Linked DNA regions of Homo sapiens: region 2 is linked to region 1. A link is an interaction called in ENCODE POLR2A ChIA-PET data of the cell type or tissue named here. Cell type or tissue: Panc1. All regions are shown on one strand. Each heading gives the region's core, and the rest is flanking DNA. Links, peaks and the distances in the headings are about the cores only.

Region 1 (2,906 bases), core at 193-2,692:
TTTCTCATTTCTGGTTTGGAAAATTGAGGCAAATTCTGGGCAGTAGAGTCAGAACCAAGATGAGGCTGAATCAGGGGAGTCTGGGGTCCTAAGAGATACAGGGATGGGCAGAGACCTGAAACCTTTTAGAGCATGTGGAGAGCTGGGTGTCTGTTTAGGCCAGTTGCTTCTCTCTGTGCATCAATGTGCCAGGTACCCTTGCAGGGGATGCCTGGAGCCTGGCTACATGGCCTGGCCACCCTGATGCCCTTGTGTTCTTCATGACAGGCCAGCAAGACTGAGGGGAATGGCTCCGACAGCTTCATGCTCTCCATGGACCACAGCTGGAGTGGCAAGTGGAGACCATTCAGAACCTGGTGGACTCGTACATGGCCATTGTCAACAAGAACATGCAGGACCTCATGCCCAAGACCATCATCCACCTCATGATCAACAACGTGCATGCGTCGCCTCATGGGGGTAGAGGGGACCCAGGTGGCCATGTTGGCCTAGGGGAGATGCAGACCAGCCTTATGGGACCAGCCTCAGGAAGGGAGGCACAGTCCAGACCAGAGTTGTCCAATAGAAATATAATGTGGGATTATAGTGGTTCATGCTTGTAATCCCAGCACTTTGGGAGGCCAAGGTAGGAGGACGGCTTGAGCCCAGGAGTTCAAGACCAGCCTGGGCAACATAATGAGACCTCATCTCAACACAAAAATTTTAAAAAATAGCTGGGCTTGGTGGTGGCAAGTACATGTAGTCCTAGCTGCTCCACAGGCTGACGTTGGAGGATCACTTTGAGCCCAGGAGGTTGAGGCTTCAGTGAGCAGTGATCTCGCCCACTGTACTCCAGCCTGGCGACAAAGCGAGATCCTATCTCCAAAAATTAAAAACTGAGTAGACAGGTGTCCTGGTGGCATGATAGGTCCTCAGTCCCCTCCCAGAACTGTGACCTTGGACAGGTGACTTTTCCTCTGGACCTCAGTGTCCTCATCTGAGTGAGAAAAGGGCGGTGGGGAGGCGGATCTTCGAGTCTAAGCGGTGTAGAAGCCGCGTCTGAAAAGCCATACTCGCGGCTCCAAGTCCAGCGCACAGTCCCAACAGGGCCCGGCGGGGCAGCTATGGCGGCCAGGGCAGCACAAGCATCAATCAGGTCCCAGTCTCCTTCCCTCTTTGCCCGCTCTCAGACCAAGGAGTTCATCTTCTCGGAGCTGCTGGCCAACTTGTACTCGCGTGGGGAACAGAACACGCTGATGGGGGAGTCGGCAGAGCAGGCACAGGGGCGCAACGAGATGCGGCGCATGCACCACGTGCTGAGGGAGGCGCCCAGCATCATCGGTGACATCAAGACGACCATCGTCAGCACACCCACGGGGTCCTGTGGATGACTCCTGGCTGCAGGTGCAGAGCGTCCCGGTCGGACGCAGGTACCAGGGTCGGCCCCCACGGCCCCAAAGCCCCCCAGCCTGGGCCGCGGAAGAAGTGCCGGACCAGGCAGGGCGCGCCCCCATCCCGGGGTGGCGCCTACTTGAAGCGAGAGGCGGAGCTTAGAGAGGGCGGGGCTTGCCGTGGAGCGCGGGCTGCGGGGCGGGGTGGATCTGGGAGGTTGGCGCCGCTGGCGGCGGGGCTTAAGCTCCGGTGACCGCCTCGGGCCTTCAGGAAGGGGCTTGCATGCATGGGAGTGGCTGGCACTGGGCTGGGGCGGGGCCTTAGGGTGGGCGGGGCCGCTCATCGCTCCTCTTTCTGTTCCTGGCTCCCTTTCGCCCGCAGGTCGCCCAAGTCCAGCCCCACGACGCAGTGCCGACTCCCCGCCGTGCCCCCAGCCCGGCCCGGGTTGCGGAGCCCTGCTCCTGGGCCTCTGCCTGCTGCGTCCACCCTGGGGGAAGCGCCCGTCGTACCCTCCACACCGGGGGCTTCCCCTGACCCCTTAGGCCCTCCCCCTGCAGGTGCCCTCGCGCCCCTCCCGGGGTCCCCAGGTGAGTAGGGGCTGAATATGACAGGAGAGGCCGCCGGACGGGCGTGGCCGGGAGGGAAATGGGGCTGGATTCTAGAGCGTCGGACCTGGCCGCCAGAACTGGCCGTCTCCGTCCCGGGCACTCCGACCGTGGGACCGGAGCCCTGAGTGGCGGAGAGCTGGCGGAGCCTGCCCCCAAAGGAGCACTGAGTCCCGGAAGTGGTCTTTTTGTGGAGGGGGCTGTGGGGCTCGTCCCACCTGCCCCCTTCTTTCCAGCACTTGCATGGCGCTTCCCTCTATTTTCACTCTTGGCGGCCGCCCCACACGTTGCATTCCTCCTCGTTTCTTCTTCCCGCTGTCCTCCATCCTCCATTCCGTCAAACCCCTCTCCCAGCCCCTGGGGAGCCTACCTCAGGTCAGAGAGTCTGAACCCCGAGATGTTCTGGGTGTGTGGATTTCCTTCAGCTACCCTGATGTCCCCACTTCCAAGTCCTGACTCCTTTGAGCCATCCCAGGGGGTGTCTGGCCACTGGCCCACAGGAGCAGAGGCCAGGCTGTGACTGTGAGCATCAAGGTGTGTGATGTGTGTGTGGGTTTGCACACGAGTGTGAGTGGAAGAATGGCACCAGGCCTGGGCTAGGACAGAAGCAGCTGGGGAAGGAGCCTGGGGGGCATGGGCAATCTGATTTTTCCTCCACCCCCACCCCGCCCCCGCCCCCGCCCCCGCCCCAACCTACTGGGTCCAAACCAATGTGGTAGGGGTGGCTGCAGGGGCAGGGATGGGAGAGTCTGAAGCCTGCTTCACTCCCAAAGATTTCTAAGGAAAAGCGTTCTGCATCCTCTGGCTTGGCCTTGTTGACCCATGGCCTCTTTCAAGGACATTCACTCTGATTCCCAGTGTGCCGGATCCACTGGCCACGTTCTCTAAGGAAGAACAATAGCATCTGTTTTTGTCTCCAAATGACTGTAG
Region 2 (2,906 bases), core at 163-2,662, 130 kb before region 1:
ACAGCATAAACAGGCCGGGAAGGGGCAAATACAGGGATCAGCAGGTGGTTCCAGGATATGAAGAGCAGATGAACAGGGTAAAAAGTGGCTATCTATAGATAAGAAACGTAATCTACAGCAACAAAACATATGACTAAGGCTAGGCACGGTGGCTCATGCCTGTAATCCCAGTAGTTTCGGAGGCCAAGATGGGAGGATGACTTGAACTCAGGTGTTCAAGACCAGCCTGGGCAACAGAGAGTCCTCATCTCTACTAAAAATAAAAAAAACTAGCCTGGCATGGTGGCATGTGCCTATAGTCCAAGCTACTTGGGAGGCTGAGGCAGCAGGATTACTGGAGCCTGAGAGATCAAGGCTACTACACTGAACTATGATTGTGCCACTGCACTCTAGCCTAGGCGACAGAGCAAGACCCTGTTTTAAAACACACATGACTGAATCCACCACTAAGGCAGAAATGGAGGAAGAGGGCAGCTGAGATGGGCATGTTAATGAATTGCCTGGTATTAACTACAATTATTTAACCACAAAAGTCCAGGTTCTAGATATCTACACACACTTACATTTAAATGGTCTTGCCTTTGAGTCTTCCTAATTTTCTCTAATATTGCCAAATTTTCTTTTTCAATTCCTTCATCCTCTGACTTTTTCCCACTAATAGGCTCTTCTTCCTTCATCTCATAGTGATCTAAGTCTTCTATATCCTACAAAGAGACGAAAAATGTTAGCTTATTCAACCTATTTTTCTTCAGCAGTTTCTTATGCCAAAATAACATTAAATTATTCTTGACTCAAATGAGGAACAAGAAACAAAATGTAACTATCCTATAGGGAGAGAGAAAAAGCCCCCACATTCCATTCAAGAGGCTCCCACCTTTTATATCCTATATTTTATTTAAAATCTAGACTCTGGGTAAAGCAGATTTAAAAGCTTTACAAAATCATAACTATTACCAAATAAGCCATCTTCTAAATCTCCTATTAAGAGGAACCTTTAAAACAGTTTAGCAGCAGGTGTCAAGAACCTTAAGTGTTCCTAGTTTGTTCCAGAAACTCAACTTCTAGAATTGTATTCTAAGAAACTAGTTTAAACTATAAACACTAATTTAGGCATAAGGATACCTATTTCAACCTTGCAGCCACAAAAATAAACACAAAATCTGCATGTGCAAAATAGCAAAATATTAAGAGGCCACTGAAATACTAACATAGCCTAATTTCTCCTGTAACGAAAAACTTTAAAATGAAAAACAATACAAAAAAGAATAGAAAGAATTTCAGTTACGCTGAAATAAGCACAGAAAAAGAAAGACCAGAAGAACTTACATTGAAATGTTAATTTCAGTTAATCTTAGTTATCTCTGGAGGCATTTAATGCTTTCCCCTAATTTCCAAGTTTTATGTAGTAAGCATCTATTGACGTTTATAACTAGAAAAAAAGTTAGAAAAAGAATTTTATCTCAGGTCCTCAGGAGGCTGAGATAGGAAGATCATGTGGGCCCAGGAGTTTGAGGCTGCAGTGAGCTATGATCATGCTACTGTACTCCAGCCTGGGTGACAGAGCAAGACTCTATCTCAAAAAAAAAAAAAAAAAAAAAGGAAAAGAAAACAAAGAATTTGAATACCCCTAGACCAATATCTTTATTCACATCATTCTGCTCCCTTCTTTCCCGTACTATCTGTTCTTACACATATATAAATCTATGCAGAATTTAAATCCTAACTTTTTGCAATTACCTTATTTCTCTACTTCAATTGCCAAAATCTCTAAAGGAGTAGTTTATACGCATCTCGGCTTTTTTTTTTTCCCCAAGCAGGCTAATTCACTGATTTCTAGACCAGGTTAATCACTACCTTCTATCCATTCAATAGGCCTCCTTTTTGGGTTTATTTTTTTATTTTTTGAGATGGAGTCTCGCTCCGTTGCCCCGGCTGGAGTACAGTGACAAGATCTCGGCTCACTGCAGCCTTCACCTCCCCGGCCTCCTTTTTGGAATGCCATCTCTTCAAGCCCTATAACGTTCTGTTCTCACTCAAACTCTGCCCATGACTCCATACTTCATTGAGCTCCCTTCTCCCTGTGTGCACCTTTCAGCCCTGATCTTCCATCCTACATGTTTTCCTCACAATTCTCACAAATGCCTTTAGCCTGTATTTCCTCCTATACCTTCAACCTCAGTCATGTTCCCATCCACGAAATTTCTTTTTCTGAGTATTAATCAGCACATCCCAAACAGAATTCAACATTATCTTTCTCAAACAATATCCTCAGCACACTATTCCCTGCTTAAGGCCTTCCTATCAATAATTATGGGGAAAAGCAAGACAGATCAGCCTGTTACTGTGTCTGTGTAGAAAGAAGTAGACATAGGAGACTCCATTTTGTTCTGTACTAAGAAAAATTCTTCTGCCTTGAGATTCTGTTAATCTTTGACCTTACCCCCAACCCCATGCTCTCTGAAACATGTGCTGTGTCAAACTCAGGGTTAAATGGATTAAGGGCTGTGCAAGATGTGCTTTGTTAAACAAATGCTTGAAGGCAGCATGCTCCTTAAGAGTCATCACCACTTCCTAATCTCAAGTACCCAGGGACACAAACACTGCGGAAGGCCGCAGGGACCTCTGCCTAGGAAAGCCAGGTATTGTCTAAGGTATCTCCCCATGTGATAGTCTGAAATATGGCCTCGTGGGAAGGGAAAGACCTGACCGTCCCCCAGCCTGACACCCGTAAAGGGTCTGTGCTGAGGAAGATTAGTATAAGAGGAAGGCATGCCTCTTGCAGTTGAGACAAGAGGAAGGCATCTGCCTCCTGCCCGTCCCTGGGCAATGGAATGTCTCGGTATAAAACCCGATTGTACGTTCCATCTACTGAGATAGGGAAAAACCGCCTTAGGGCTGGAGGTGGG

Evidence for each region. ChIA-PET counts read pairs that join two places held together with the same protein. Peaks named below come from ENCODE experiments on the same cell type or tissue, not always from the same donor. Only the 100,000 strongest peaks of a DNase experiment are listed, where the experiment ranks them.
Region 2: POLR2A ChIA-PET joins it to region 1 with 11 read pairs; 2 of 35 experiments call an interaction of 5 or more read pairs at or near these places.

The regions. Positions count from the first base shown.
Region 1 is chr15:75,737,439-75,740,344 of GRCh38, reverse strand. It overlaps the pseudogene DNM1P35. Among named protein-coding and RNA genes, the nearest start is that of CIMAP1C, 15 kb to the right of the region's middle. RefSeq lists an enhancer at 1,029-1,308 and silencers at 1,379-1,718, 1,749-2,008. In Panc1, for the core only: no CTCF peak of the experiment used is centred there; no DNase peak of the experiment used is centred there; H3K4me3 peaks cover 1,694 bases; H3K27ac peaks cover 402 bases.
Region 2 is chr15:75,871,226-75,874,131 of GRCh38, reverse strand. It overlaps UBE2Q2 (ubiquitin conjugating enzyme E2 Q2), which reads right to left. Exons shown (of 13, transcript NM_173469.4): 5 at 564-704. Among named protein-coding and RNA genes, the nearest start is that of UBE2Q2, 29 kb to the right of the region's middle. RefSeq lists an enhancer at 1,845-2,794. In Panc1, for the core only: no CTCF peak of the experiment used is centred there; no DNase peak of the experiment used is centred there.